2 separate regions of the Mus musculus genome follow, and region 1 is linked to region 2. A link is a loop called in an ENCODE intact Hi-C map of the cell type or tissue named here. Cell type or tissue: left cerebral cortex. All regions are shown on one strand. Links, peaks and the distances in the headings refer to the core of each region. The heading gives the core; the rest is flanking DNA.

Evidence for each region. Hi-C counts contacts between places; a loop is a spot of excess contacts. Peaks named below come from ENCODE experiments on the same cell type or tissue, not always from the same donor. Only the 100,000 strongest peaks of a DNase experiment are listed, where the experiment ranks them.
Region 1: a loop joins it to region 2, with 2.2 times the contacts of the local background. A loop is called at or near these places in 1 of 42 quality-filtered maps.

Annotation. Positions count from the first base shown.
Region 1 is chr16:93,706,691-93,713,941 of GRCm38, forward strand. Dop1b (DOP1 leucine zipper like protein B) reads left to right here and starts at 5,217. Exons shown (of 37, transcript NM_027293.1): 1 at 5,217-5,378. It overlaps Gm41501 (a long non-coding RNA gene), which reads left to right. Exons shown (of 3, transcript XR_876265.3): 2 at 292-384; 3 at 2,018-2,942. In left cerebral cortex, for the core only: a CTCF peak has its summit at 4,318; DNase peaks (open chromatin) are centred at 4,353, 4,853, 5,086 and 5,641; H3K4me3 peaks cover 1,920 bases; H3K27ac peaks cover 1,887 bases.
Region 2 is chr16:93,782,431-93,789,681 of GRCm38, forward strand. Dop1b (DOP1 leucine zipper like protein B) reads left to right here. Exons shown (of 37, transcript NM_027293.1): 26 at 1-48. Among named protein-coding and RNA genes, the nearest start is that of 2310043M15Rik, 8.8 kb to the right of the region's middle. In left cerebral cortex, for the core only: CTCF peaks have their summits at 1,923 (motif pointing left) and 3,578 (motif pointing left); DNase peaks (open chromatin) are centred at 3,580 and 5,020.

The DNA.
Region 1 (7,251 bases), core at 2,230-6,229, 75 kb before region 2:
TAATTAACTAAGTTTTGGCTATAATAGGAACTGAATATAGAGGCTGCGTGTTCTAGGCAAGCGGTCTGCCATTGAGCTCTGTCCTCTGCCTAGGTTTACTTGTTCATTCGGTTTTGTTTAAGATAGTGTCCTATGGCTGTCCGAATGAGTATGATCCCCATTATATAGGCTTATATATTTCAATACTTGGCCCCCAGCTGGTGGAACTGTTTGGGAAAGATTAGGAAGTGTGCATCGATGTTTCAAAAGCTCATACTATTCTACACCCTAACCCCTGTCTTGTGTTTATAGATCGGGGCGAGCTCAGCTACTGTCTGCCTGCCTGCCTGCCTGCCTGCCTGCCTGCTGCCATGCTCTCTGATATGACAGACTCTGTCTCAAACAGTAAGCCCTGCCCTGATTAAATACTTTTATTTATTAGTTGCCTTGGCCATGACGTTTTGTCATGTCATGGCAACAGAAAAGTAATTAAGGCAGAAGCCGAGGCAAGCAGGGCAGGAACCTGGAGGCAGGAACTGAAGAAAAGACCTTGAAGGAACACTGCTTGCTAGCTTACCCCATGGCTTGCTCAGTCTGCTTTCTTATTATAGCTGCTCAGGGGTGACACCGCCCACAGTGGGCTGGGCCCTCCCACATCAGCCATTAGCACCTTAAGGGATGTGCCCATAGGCCAGTCTAATGGAGGCAATGCCTAAGTTGAGGTTCCCTTTTCCCAGGTGACTCTAGTTTGTGTCACCTTGACAAAAATTAACTAACCAAGCTGGGCGTGGTGGTGCACGCCTTTAATCCCAGCACTCGGGAGGCAGAGGCAAGCGGATTTCTGAGTTCGAGGCTAGCCTGGTCTACAAAGTGAGTTCCAGGACAGCCAGAGCTACACAAAGAAACCCTGTCTCGAAAAACCACAAAAAAAAACCCCAAAAAAACAAAAAAAAACCTAACCAGTCTAGACAGGTTCTCCTGTAACTCAAGCTGGTATCAAACTTGAGATACTGTTTCAGCCTTAGCTAAATTTTCCCTTCCTTTTTTTTTTCTTTTCCTTTTCCTTTTGCGACAGTCTCACATAGCACAGGCTAGCCTCAGCCTAGCTATGTGGCCAAGGATGGAGGTGAATTCCTGATCCCCTGACTCAGGCAACCAAGTACTGGGATTACAACTATGCACTGCTCTCAGTCCAATTCATATTTTTCTGGGGGGGGGCTCTCATGTAGCCCAGGCTAGCTCTGACGCTTCCACCTCCCAAGTGCTAGGATGGACAAACCATACACAGTTCAATTTTTCATGTGCATGTACGTGTATGCATGTTCACATGTGTATGTGTGAATAAACATGTGTATGCATGTGTGGAGGCCACATGTTGACATCAACTGTCTTTCTTGATCATTTTCCTCCATTTATACCTCAAGGCAGGTTCTCATGTAACTCAAGCTGGTATCAAACTTGAGATACTGCTGTTTCAGCCTTAGGTACATTTTCCCTTCCTTTTTTTTTCCTTTTCCTTTTGTGATGGTCTCACATAGCACAGGCTAGCCTCATTCTAGCTATGTGGCCAAGGCTGGAGGTTCACCACAGGCTAGCTAACTAGTTTGCTTGAAGATTCTGTTTCCACCTCCAAACTACTGGGATCACAGTGGGCTGCTATGCCTGCCCAGCATTCCATGGGTGCTGGGGATTTGAACTCAGCTCTTTATTCTTATTCAGCAAGTGCTTTTACCTGATAATCCATCACCCCAGCTATCTCCTTTTATTTCTTTTTCGGCAGGGAGGGGCTGAGCCAGGAGTGTGTGTGTGTGTGTGTGTGTGTGTGTGTGTGTGTGTACTCTTAGCTGTACTGGAACTTATTCTGTAGACCAGGCTGGCTTAGAACTCATAGACATCCTCCTGCCTCTGCCTCTGAGTGCTGTGATTAAAGACGTGTGCCACCACCGCCCGGCCATCTGTCAGTTCTTAATATTGTATATTTATTGCCAATCTTGATTATAAATTGAGATGTTCTTTTTCTTTTTTTTTTTTTTAACAGCTTACAAATTTTGAGTCAGCCAAGCTTTAACCCCTTCATCCCTGGATATAAATACTAGACATGTAGACGGTTTTAAATGCCTGCATGTGCTGGTTACACAAACGTCAATGTACCTGGGAAGAGGAGCCTTATCTGAGAAAAGCCTCCATCAGATTGCCTGTAGGCAAGTCTGTGGGCATTTTCTTGATTAATAATTGATGCACGTGGGCCCAGCTCCCTGGAGGTGGCACCACCCGGGCAGGTGATCCTGGAAAATATAAGACAGCTAGCTGAGCAAGCCAGTAAGCAGCATTCCTCCATGGCCTCTACTTCAGTTTCTGTCTCCAAATTCCTCCCTCAAGTTCCTGCCTGGCCTGAATTCACGGTACACTGTGCTAGGGACATGTAAGCAAAATAAACTGCTTTCTTCCAAAATTGCTTTTTGTCACCATGTTTTCTTATAGCAACGGAAACCCAGCTAGGGCACTGTGCCGTGACAGATTTGTATATGTTAGGTTTGGCCCAAGTGGGTGGGCTTTCTCATTACTGCTATAACACAATTCAATTCCCTCTGTTCAGTGGGCTGTGAGCTGGTTAAACCTTGAAGACTGTCAAGGGAAAAAAAAAAAAACCTAGCTGAGTGCTGTGGCGCATACCTTTGATCCCAGCACTCAGGAGGCAGATGTTTGTGAGTTCAAGGTCAGCCTGCTCTACTGAGCTACTTCCCTGTCAGCCAGAACTACAGAGAAACCTTGTCTCAAAAAGCCAAAACAAAACAAACAACAAAACATGCCAATTGTTGTTTGGCCATTTTGTCTAAGCTCTGAGATGAGAGTTTATCAAACCTTCACTGGGAAGTTAACTTTACTGAAATTAATGTTTTCCTGTTAAGTTGGCTCAATTCTTTGCTTCCCCACCCTTTCCATTTCAAGACCAGACATAAAAACCATTCCTGAGAAGACTAGAGTACTTGTATCTAGCAGATGGATGGAATAAAAGTTAGGGAACCAGACTTCAGCCATTTACATAACCCTTCCTGTTAGGGTTGTCATCTGGGTTTTGTTTTGTTTTTTACATTTAGTGTGTGTGTGTATGTGTGTGTGTGAGAAGACAGCTTTTAGAAGCTGGTTTTCTTATCCAAGAATCAAACTCTGAGCAGCAAGTGCCTTTACCCGATTAGCCTACTTGCCTTCCTGGATATATCTATTTTGGAATCTGATATAATCTATTTTTCCCAGAAAAAATATTCACTGAGCTTTATAAGCAATTACTAAATAGATTTGGATGGTGTCTTAGTTACTATTGCTGTGATGAAACACCACAACCAAAAGCAGCTTGGGGAGGAAGGGTTTGGCTTACTCTTCCATATCATGGTTCACCTTTGAAGGAGTCAGGGCAGGAACTCAAGCAGGGCAGGAACCTGGAGCCAGAAGCTGATGCAGAGGCCATGGAAGGTGCTGCTTACTGGCTTGCTCAGCTTGCTTTTTTTTTTTTTAAGATTTATTTATTATATGTAAGTACACTGTAGCTGTCTTCAGACACCCCAGAAGAAGGCATCAGATCTCATTACGGATGGTTGTGAGCCACCATGTGGTTGCTGGGATTTGAATTCCGGACCGTTGGAAGAGCAATCAGTGCTCTTAACTGATGAGCCATCTCTCCAGCCCTCAGCTTGCTTTTTTATAGAACACAGAACCAAACACAGAAGTGGATGCTCACAGTCAACTATTGGATGGATCACAGGACCCCCAATGGAGGAGCTAGAGAAAGTATCCAAGGAGCTAAAGAGATCTGCAACCCTGTAGGTGCAACATTATGAACTAACCAGTACCCCATAGTTCTTGACTCTAGCTGCATATGTATCAAAAGATGGCCTAGTCGGCCATCACTGGAAAGAGAGGCCCACTGGACAGGCAAACTTTATATGCCCCAGTAGAGGGGAACGCCAGGGCCAAAAAATGGGAATGGGTGGGTAGGGGAGGGTGTGGGAGGGTGTGGGAGACTTTTGGGATAGCATTGGAAATGTAATTGAGGAAAATATGTAATAAAAAAAATAAGAAAAAAAAAAAAAAAGAACACAGAACCACCAGCCCAGGTATGTCTTTACCCACAATGGGCTGGGCCCTCTCCATCAATCACTAATTGAGAAAATAAGGTTTTGTCTGCTTATAGCCAGATCTTATGAAAGTATTTTCTCCATCGAGGTTCTCTCCTTTCAGCTGACTCTAGATTGTGTCAAATTGGCATAAAACTAGCCAGCACTAGATAGCTCTTTCTAAAATTTTCATGGAATAGGCTATCACTGAAATAACCTTAGTCGGTAGAAGGCGCTGTTTCATCTGGCAGCGCTGCTGCTGGCGTCATCAAGACACGGTCAATGTCAGAGTGAATCCTGCCAGCTCCCAGACCCCATCACTCTTCGAGGATGCATGGACACCTTAACCCGGAACCCCCAAGCCTTCTGTTCCTGTTACCTGGGATTCTTCCTGCCTCCACCCCACGATGAAGATTGTGGGTGTGGTCCTGACGCAAAGCCCAAGGGTGCACGACACTGGGAAGGCCCTGCTCCCAGAGTCCGGAAAGCCCAGGGTTTTTTTTTTTTGTTGTTGTTGTTTTTTTTTTTTTCTCTTTTTTTTTTTTTATTAGGTATTTTCCTCATTTACATTTTCAATGCTATCCCAAAGGTTCCCCATACTCAGCCCCCTTCCCCATACCCACCCCCCAAGCCCAGGGTTTTACCTGCCTGTTTATGTGAGACCTTACCCGACTACATCGCAAGGCCACGCCCACCACTGGCCCCCCAAGTTTAGACCAGCCTCCAGCCCCAAAAACCCCGCCCTCAGAGACCCCACCCACCATCGGTCCACTGGCAGCTCCACGCGTCCAGAGCCCCGCCTTGAGCACCGAGGCCCCACCCACTCTGCCAGACCCCTCCCCCAACCCCTCCGCCTCCAAGTCTCCTCTTTCGCTCTCCGCCCTATGTGACTGACCAGGGCGCGGCCCCACGCCGCAGAGGCCAAACCAACCCCGCCACCAAGGCCCCGCCCACACGCCTAGAGTCCCGCCCACGAGGAGAGAGGCGCCGCCATACCGTTAAGGCTCCGCCCCCGTTCACGCGCAACGTCATGACCCCGCCTACAATGGCCCCTCCCAGTCACCGCTAAGGACCCCGCCCCACGCCGAGGGCCTGCCTCCAGGTCCCGCCCCCCGAGGTCCCGCCTTCCGGCCCCGCCCCCAGCCGCCCAGTTCCCGGGAGTGGCGGCAGCTGGGCGGAGGCGCAGCGATACCTCCGCCTTCGAGGTCTCTGCCGAAGCGCAGAGCCGCCTTGTCCCGCAGCCGACGGGCTCCGTCCCACGCCCACCGCCGAGGTCCGCGGCCGCCGGTAAGTGTGGTCCCCGCGGGCCCGGAGCGGCAGAGGCGTAGAGCTCGGGCGGTGGCGCGTCTGCTGCAGTGCGGGTACGGCCGCGCGTGGGTGTGGGCTTCAGACCCGGCCTTCTGCGCCTGGCAGGGTCCGTGCGAGCGGGCCTCGGGCCGCAGGTGGAGGTCGAATGGCCACCGCTGTCAGCCTAGCCGGCCCAGGGCCGTTCTGGAAGCTCAGCCTTTGTTGGGCAGGGCTTCCAGGTTCCCTAATGGTGTCCCAGCAGCCGGCGTGCACCAGCCAGCCTGCCCCTGCGCCGGCGGATAAGCCGCGGAGGAGGTGCTCACCCGGTGACAGCAGTCCCCATCTCGGGAAGCCTGTGTAGGGTTGTTGAGGACACCCCACCTTTAAAAGCTATTCCTGTGAAGTGTCAGGTGTCTTGCTTTTTTTCCCCCCTCTAGTGCTATTTGATCTCAGTGTAAAAGACCGAATTCAAAACTGGGCCAGTTGGTAAAGAGGGTTGATGCGCTGTAGAAGCAGGGACATTATCAGCAAGTAAATAGGAAGGCTGCTGATTGTCGGCTTTTACTGTGTTCATCATACTCCTTCCTTGTAAGCATGTTTACAACCGACTTCCGGATCCAGCAGATGGCTTTTGCGTCTTCACCTGAGCTTAGAAATTAGGAATGGGTAAGGCGAGAGCACTCCTACGAATGCTTTCTGTTTCAAGGTAAAGGTATCGGGTGCACGTGTGCATAGGGCTTTGCGTATTATCTTTTGTAGCCTCCATAGCGCTATCAGCCCACTGAACTGCGGTTGTATCTCACAAAAATAGGTGTTGGAGATGGCTTGTGAGAGGGGCTGTTTAGAGGTTGACCTAGCCATTGTATAACAGAACTGAGCCCGAATCCTATGCCTACCACTAATCCCTAATATCCCCATCTTTCGGCAGTAATGTCCCTTGTGGGACTCCAGTGTGTTTCGTAAGTGAAATCAGTGTAGAGCTGACACAGAAACTGTGTAGTGTTGTAATTCCCCATGCCCGTATTTTGAAGGGGTTCGCTTGAATAACCTCTGAGCTTCTTACCTGTGCAGTTGTGCCAGCATTGGGCCCTCACAGAGAAAGAACTGCACCTGCTGCCTGTTCATACCTGGCTGACAGCCTCCTTGCCAAGGGCAGCCAGGCGCTCTCTGTCATCCTGGACACTCACCGTCTCAGTGATGCAGCTCTTCCTGGCATCATGAGAGTCCACACCTGTGGGCTCCGAGGACTCCTTTGCTGATAGCTTGCCTTCCTCTTTCCTCTCTTGTCCAAACCAGACTCGGATAGCTCTGTGTGTGTGTGTGTGTGTGTGTGTGTGTGTGTGTGTGTGTGAGAGAGAGAGAGAGAGAGAGAGAGAGAGAGAGAGAAGAGAGTGTGTGAGTGTGTATGTGTGTGTGAGAGTGTGTATGTGTGTGTAAGAGAGTGTATGTGAGTATGTGTATGAGAGAGAGTGTGTGAGTGTGTGTGTGTGTGTGAGAGAGAGAGAGTGTATGTGAGTATGTGTATGAGAGTGTGTGAGTGTGTGTGTGAGAGAGAGAGGAGAGAGAGTGTGTGAGTGTGTATGTGTGTGTGAGAGTGTGTATGTGTGTGTAAGAGAAAGAGTGTATGTGAGTATGTGTATGAGAGTGTGTGAGTGTGTGTGTGTGTGAGAGAGAGAGTGTGTATGTGAGTATGTGTATGAGAGTGTGTGAGTGTGTGAGAGAGAGAGAGAGAGAGAGGAGAGAGTGTGTGAGTGTGTATGTGTGTGTGAGAGTGTGTATGTGTGTGTAAGAGAAAGAGTGTATGTGAGTATGTGTATGAGAGTGTGTGAGAATGTGTGTGTGTGTGTGTGTGAGAGAGAGAGAGAGAGAGAGA
Region 2 (7,251 bases), core at 1,267-5,266:
ACAAGAACACCCAACCTGGAAAGCAAGAAGGACCAAAAAGACCTGCAGGTGTGTATATGAGACTGTTGGGGAAGGTCCAGTAGTCTGTCATCCTGTAGTCTGTAAGAATGCCACTGTTGCTAATAACCCTTACCCAGAACTGCATCTTAGCTTTGCCTGGGTTCTAAGCCTCTTCCACTCAGGAAGGAAGATCAAGCAGTCTTGGGCAGGGTCTATTGTGAGCTGGGCATTGATATCTCTAAAGCACGAATCTTTCTCCTCCCAGGAAGCTTTCCTTAAAACTTTCTCTTTGCCCCAGTATAAAAGCAAAGCGTGTTCATAAGAAAATTCAAAAATTCAAACAGTAAAACTTACCCAGATGTAGTGGCCCATGCGTATAATCCCAGCATTGAGGACCAGAATACTAAAACCAGGGTGCTGAGGCAGGGGGATTGCTATGAGTTCCAAGCCACATAGTGAATTCTATGGCTACTTAGTAAGGATCCATCTCAAAAACAAACAAACAAACAAACAAACAAACAAAGTCATGATATACTTCGGGCATCACTGGTCTGCAGTTACGAATATTAAGTCTGTGGCTATTCTTTTTAACCAAAGACTCAATTAAAAATAGATGTACAGTATTCCTTGACTACAGAGATGACCACTCAACCATTTATAGTCATCTGAATGTCTACTCAGTGGCTGGTACTATACTTGGGTATCCAGGGCTTAAGTGCAGCCCAGAGCATTTAGATCAAGGCTTTTTGGGTTTTTTGTTTTGTTTTGGTTTTTGGTTTTTTTTTTCAAAGGTTTTATTTATTTTATATATATGATGAGTACACTGTAGCTGCCTTCAGACACACCAGAAGAGGGCATCAGACCCCATTACAGATGGTTGTGAGCCACCATGTGGTTGCTGGGAATTGACTCAGGACCTCTGGAAGAGCAGTCAGTGCTCTTAACTGCTGAGCCATCTCTCCAGCCTGACCAAGGAGCTTTTAAAGGCAAAAGTTACTTCCTGTTGTTTCCCTCTGCAGCTGCAGGGGAGGTTTGCAGAAGCAAGCAGTTAAAGAGCAGCTAAGGTAAGTTAGCTGGGGGCGTCTTGGCCTCTGGTCCTGGAATAGAGTTGGGCAGTTTTCTACAGGATTCTCCATCAAGGAGATCAAATTCTAGTTAAACCTGACATGGCCTGAGCAAGACTACAGATGAAAGAAGCTCTGCCCTGTCCTGCCCTGTCACACTCACATGTAAGATGGAGGAACCCCTGCCCTGTCCTGCCCTCATCCTCTCCATCTCCCACCTCCCTTAGGATTGTGTCTAACTCTCTTACAACCTAATTCTGGCTTCATGACACATGTACACACGCATGCACATTCATGCCTACATATACACACATAGTTGCATACATACAGATAGAAAGTTCACATTATTTGTCTTATTTTGCTAACATGATGATTTCCAGTTGCCTCAATCTTCCTGCAAAAGAAGATTCATTTATTTTTCCTTACAGCTACAATTTTTACCGCATTTTCCTACCTATCTGTTGATGGACATCTAATCTGGTTCTCTTTCCTCCTGGCCCTGTTTTCTGAGAAATGGTCTTGCTGTGTAGCTCAGGTTAGCTTTAAACTCAGAGTCTTCCTGCCTCAGTCTCCTCAGGGCTTGGGTCATAGGCCTAGGCCGCCAGCCCAGGCTGGTCTCACTGTTTCTGTGCAGCTGGGGACCAGCCAGGACTCCTGAGCTGTATACCAAGTCACTTCAAAATTCTTACTCTTGCTGAGTTTCCCAGAATAGCTTTCTGATCTTCCTGCTTTCGCCTATAGTTGAGGCTTGAGAGATGTCTCAGTGATTACGAGCACCAGCTGCTCTTGCAGAGGACGAGGGCTTGGTTCCCAGCACCCACATGGTGACCCACAACCATCTGTAACTCCAGCTCCAGAGGATCTGGCGCCCTCCAATGGACTCCAGTGGCACTGCATACATTTGGTGCACAGACATACTTGCAGACAAAGCACCCTAAAATAAAAATAAATAAATCGTAAAGCTCTTATTGCACTTAAACAGGCAACATTTTGTTATAGTATTCCAGCAGGCCCGCCATGGAAGCAGCTTTTCCAGATGAAGGAAAACTAAGGAACCAGTGACCTAACGGGATTCTGAGTTGTTCTGTGTATGGGGACAGAGGGCAAAGCACATTAACACAAACTCCCAGAACCTGTTGTTTCGTGTCAGGCTACTCCTCAATGGAGTTTAAGCAGAGACCAGTTAGCACAGCCATTCAAACGTTCCTTGCCTGGAGGTTGCAGGGTTTTTTGTTTGTTTGTTTGTTTGTTTGTTTGTTTGTTTATTATATGTAAGTACACTGTAGCTGTCTTTAGACACTCCAGAAGAGGGCATCAGATCTCATTACAGATGGTTGTGAGCCACCATGTAGTTGCTGGGATTTGAACTCTGGACCTCTGGAAGAGCAGTTGGGTGCTCTTACCCACTGAGCCATCTCACCAGCCCCCACCCCACCCCCCACCCCCGTTGCAGGTTTTCTTCTTGCTTTCTAGGAAGGCAGGGTAGCAGCCTACAGGTTGGGACAGAGCTGCCGTGGAGCCCTCCACCAGTAGTGCTTGGCTGTGACACCTACCACTGTCTGGGATTCAAAGAAGACAGTTTGGGGAGCTGAAGAGATGGCTCAGAGGTTAAAGCACTGACTGCTCTTCCAGAGGTCCTGAGCTCAGTCCCCAGCAACCACATGGTGGCTCACAACCATCTGTAAAGAGATCTGAGGACCTCTTCTGGTGTGTCTGAAGAGAGCCACAGTGTGGTCACTTACATAAAATAAATAAATCTGAGGAGGAAGAGGAGTCTGGGGGAAAAAGAGAGAGGAGGAGGAAGAGGAGAAGAAGATGATGATAAAGATGATTCTTGAATTTATTTACAGTTTTGATCAAAACCTGGAGAGAAAGAAATTTTTCTTCTGCCCCTGTCTTCCCCAAATCAAGCTACCAGGTTTAGAAAGGACAGAACAAAAGCCAGGAATGTGTAGATTTACACACAGACCCCCTAAGTAAAAGGCAGGTTTATTCAGGATTAGTTACGGGGGTCGTCAGGGTAGGAGGTCCATGAAATCACCACGATGGTCTGGGTTTGGGGGTCTGGTCGTGTGTCCTGTGTCAAGTGGTCACTTTAGAATCTGAAACCAAGTGTGTGCTTTGTCCAGTGTTCTGGGCCGGCTTCTGTAAGCCTGGCAACCTGGTGGGACTCTCTTTGTTCTGTCTCGGAGTCCCACGAGCACTGGCTTCTTCCTGGTGGAGGAGGGGTGTCTTCTTTGTCCCAAAGACCTCCCGCCTGACAGTCACCTTTTGAAAACAGGTTTTGGTTACTTGGGCTCTGTTAAAATTGCCCTGGTTTCAGGTACATTTCTCAGTCTCAAGGGATTTGGGACTTTGTGACATCCGAATACCTTTTACTGCGTTGCCACATGGAGTCCATCAGGGCAGCTGAGGTACTTAAAAGGGATCTAAGCTGCTTGCTTGTTCTAGAGGGTCCCAGCAGAGCTGAGTGCAGCTGGAGCCAGCGGTGAAGCTAGTGAACATCGCCACCTACTGGAGGGATTCGAGCAGAGCACTCGCTCACTGTCAATAGAGCGTTACCATCCCCACAGCTCACCGTTGCCTAAAGGCATTACTGGTGAGCCCTTCTGGGTTTCAGTCTGTCCCAATGACGAGGAGTAAAGAGGTGGCCCTAGAGTTTCCCTGGAGTCCACCTAAAGTGGCAGCATCATAGAACAAAGTTACACTCCTGTGGAATATAGACAGGGCATAGTTAAAATTTACTCTAAAACAAGCAGCCAATGCAAAACACAGCTCCTGCTTCAAAGGGAATTAGAGTTTATTCTGAGCCAAATATGAGTGGCCATGGCCTGAGGCACAGGTTTGGGTTGCTGTGACCGATGTGTTCCGACACCAGAAGCAATTGGATGGACTTTCATTGTCATAGAACAAGAAAGCCATAGAGCAAGGCACACTCAGTAGTCAGAGGGAGCACGGGGAGCAGGTGAGGCAAGCCAAGCTCTATCACATGGTGTCTTTAGCGGTTATGGGTTTTGCCTGACCGTTGAAAGGATGTTAAGTCAGCCGGAGGTGTGGGGATGGATTCCGATACTGAACTAAAGGCAGTTCATAGAGCCCCCAGCTCTGCGTCTGCAGCATACCTAGTCTCTGCAGCCCTCAGTGGCTAAGAAAGGGTGCTACCTTTTGTCGGGGATCATCAGTTCACAAAGCTCCATTCCCTCAGAATACATTTAAGAGTATTGGGTCAGCGGCCAAGAAGACTTGCTCTTCTTGTGGGGAACCCAAGTTTGGTTCCCAGCAACCACATTGTTATAAAATACAATTGACCCATCCAGCAGGTCCAGTTATTCGAGGGTCTCGAGGGGACCTTCTCCTAAGAACCAAATGGGGGGAGGGAGAGACGGAAACCAAGTGCAAGAACGACAAGGAAGCAGTCTGAGTAGCATCAAGGTCTCTCTGTATTCAGCAAGGTTCAAGGCTTAAATGCACAAGCAAAGGAGGAAGTACTTCTCAGCAGGAGGGATGGGGCAGCGGAAATTTTTCTTTTGGCAACTACACGGGGGAAGCAGGAACTTGGTGGTATCAGGGTACATCTTGTGGTCAGGACATCTGGCGCTGACTTAGGGCTGGAACATTCTGTGGTTGTTCTTGGAACGGTGCGTCGGTGGCCCGCTTTTGACCCCCTTTTCTTCTCGGGGGAGAGGCCCAATTAGAGATCAAGACAATAGAGTTGTCTTAATATCTCCCAACATACAATGGGATGAGAGGAAGAGGGAGAGAGAGTGTGTGTTTTATCAAGAGAAGGCCAGTTTTTATGTTTTTAAATATTTTTCTTTGATATTTCATAGGCTCATTTGATGGAACTCATTTCCCAATACCCTCTCCTCCCCCTCCTGCACCTACTGACCTGGCTCCTCCCCACAGGTACTAACAAGTCACTGAGCTCAAAGGGGGCTGTGTGCCTGACCACACGTGGGGCGTGGGTGTGGATAGCCTGGCTGTGGTTACCCAACTGGGGAGACTGTCTGCCTCTGCCGTGACCAACAGAGAAAGCTTTGTTGTAAGCATAAAGTTCTAGATTCTGGTTTTCTATATGTGCATAAATTTTGTTCTTAGAATACAGACAGTGCCCTCCTTTTTTTATAGCTAGCTATAAATTAGATATAAATCCTTTCTCTTAACACATGAGTTTACAGGCCTCCCAGTACGGCTTACAGCTTTTATAACTGCTCAGGTCGTCAGTGATGGCACACCTGTGTGCTCTTCATGCCTTTTAAGTGAATGTATATGTCCTGCTTTAGGCTGGGCACAAGAAGAAGACCAAACAAAATTACATTTCTTGAGTTTAAAAATATTGGAAAGTATAACCAGCACTTAATTACAAGCCTCTAGAATCCAGTTTATGTCTATATTTAACATATAGTCTTTCGAGTGACACTTTTTCTGAGGAGGTGTGAACACACATCGATTTCCCCCAGATAGGAACGGATGACTGAGCCGCAGGCCTCAGTTCCTGAGCTGAGTCTCCTAGCACAGGGCAGGGCAGGGCTTTGGAGGCGGACCACTTTTGCTCCTAGCATGATAAACCACAGAAAGCCAGAACTAGAAAAGACGGCTTTTTAATAGCAGATGGAAATGTTAGGAGGTTGCTCCCAGCACTGTGGAATAACTGGTTTTTACTTGGTTTTTATTCGGTTGGTTTTTTGCGCTGCAGTGTGGTGGAAGGGGTTGAATCCAGGGCCTCCTGCATGGGAGGGGAAAGCACTCCTGGCTTCAGCGACTGTTAGCAAATAACCTGCGTGTTCTCCAGCTTCCTTCAGGATGACTGCTTACTTAGAGTGGTGTTCCTGGAGTTTCAGGCAGAAGCCATTGCTCCTGCATGTGTGCTTGCCTCTGTGTGTGTGTGTGTTTGTGCGCATGTGCGAGAACATGGGGTCCTGGCTGGTGGCACTGTTGGGGAAGAATATGGAACCATTAAGAGTGGGAGTCTCTGGAGGGAGTAGATCACTGATGGAGCCTTAAGGCTTTATAGCCAGCCCCCACTTCCTGTATGCTCTCTGCTTCCTGGGGTAAATACAGTATATCTAGCTGGCCCCCACTGAGAAAGAATTATCACTTCAAAATGTAAGCCAGAATTACCAACACCCAGCTCCACCCCAGCCCCACCCCTTTTCACCCCCTGCCTTACATTGTTTTCAGATATTTGGTCATAGCAACAGAAAGGAAAACCACTCGAAGGTCCAGCAAGCTAGGCTCAACTACTGGTCCACTGCTCCAGTGTCCGCAGGTACCTCCCCAGAGCCCTAACAAACACTCAAGGTTTACACAGAGCAATAATTGAGGGGTAGGCAGGAGATGCTCATAGCAGGCCTAGCGAAGGTGTGGTCTGGGCTTCTTGTCATAAAGATGTTTATCCACTGGCACCTTGAGGAAAAAGAGAGTCTCATGGTCAGCCAGAGAGAGAGCAAGATGGAGACATGCGGTGGCCAGTGTTCTCAGTGTCGAAGCATGATGGAGGGGAGAGTGGGTGACTAGTGCTCTCTATCCACTTTGTCACCGTGCACAGCTTGTTACTTACAATTGTACCTTAGATCCCGGGCGGGCGAGCACCAGTCCCAGGAGGTTGATGTGGTTTTTGTCTCGGGGGCGGGGCACTGTTGGGAGGTGCTGCTGCTGTTGTTTTGGTTGTTTGGAACAGGAGTCTCCCTGAGTAGCCCTAACCCTAACCCTAACCCTAACCCTAACCCTAACCCTAACCCTAACCCTAACCCTAACCCTAACCCTAACCCTAACCCTAACCCTAACCCTACCGTAACCCTAACCCTAACCCTAACCCTAACCCTAACCCTAACCCTAACCCTACCGTAACCCTAACCCTAACCCTAACCCTAACCCTAACCCTAACCCTACCGTAACCCTAACCCTAACCCTAACCCTGAGACTCATTCTCTGGGCAGTCCTCGCAGTTCAGCCTCCTGAGTGCTGAGATCACAGGCGGAGGGAGCCACCATGCCCAACCCAGGCGATTCTGTCTGTGCCTCTTTCTCTTCCTTTCTCTCTGTGGAGCCTTGGCTGCCCAGGCTTTGGACTGAGAGGTTTCGGTGTAAAAGCCAGGGTGATCACCGGCTTTGTTGTTATTGTTTTGTTTTTCAAAACAGGGTTTCTCTGTGTAGTCCTGGTATCCTGGAACTTGCTCTGTAGACCA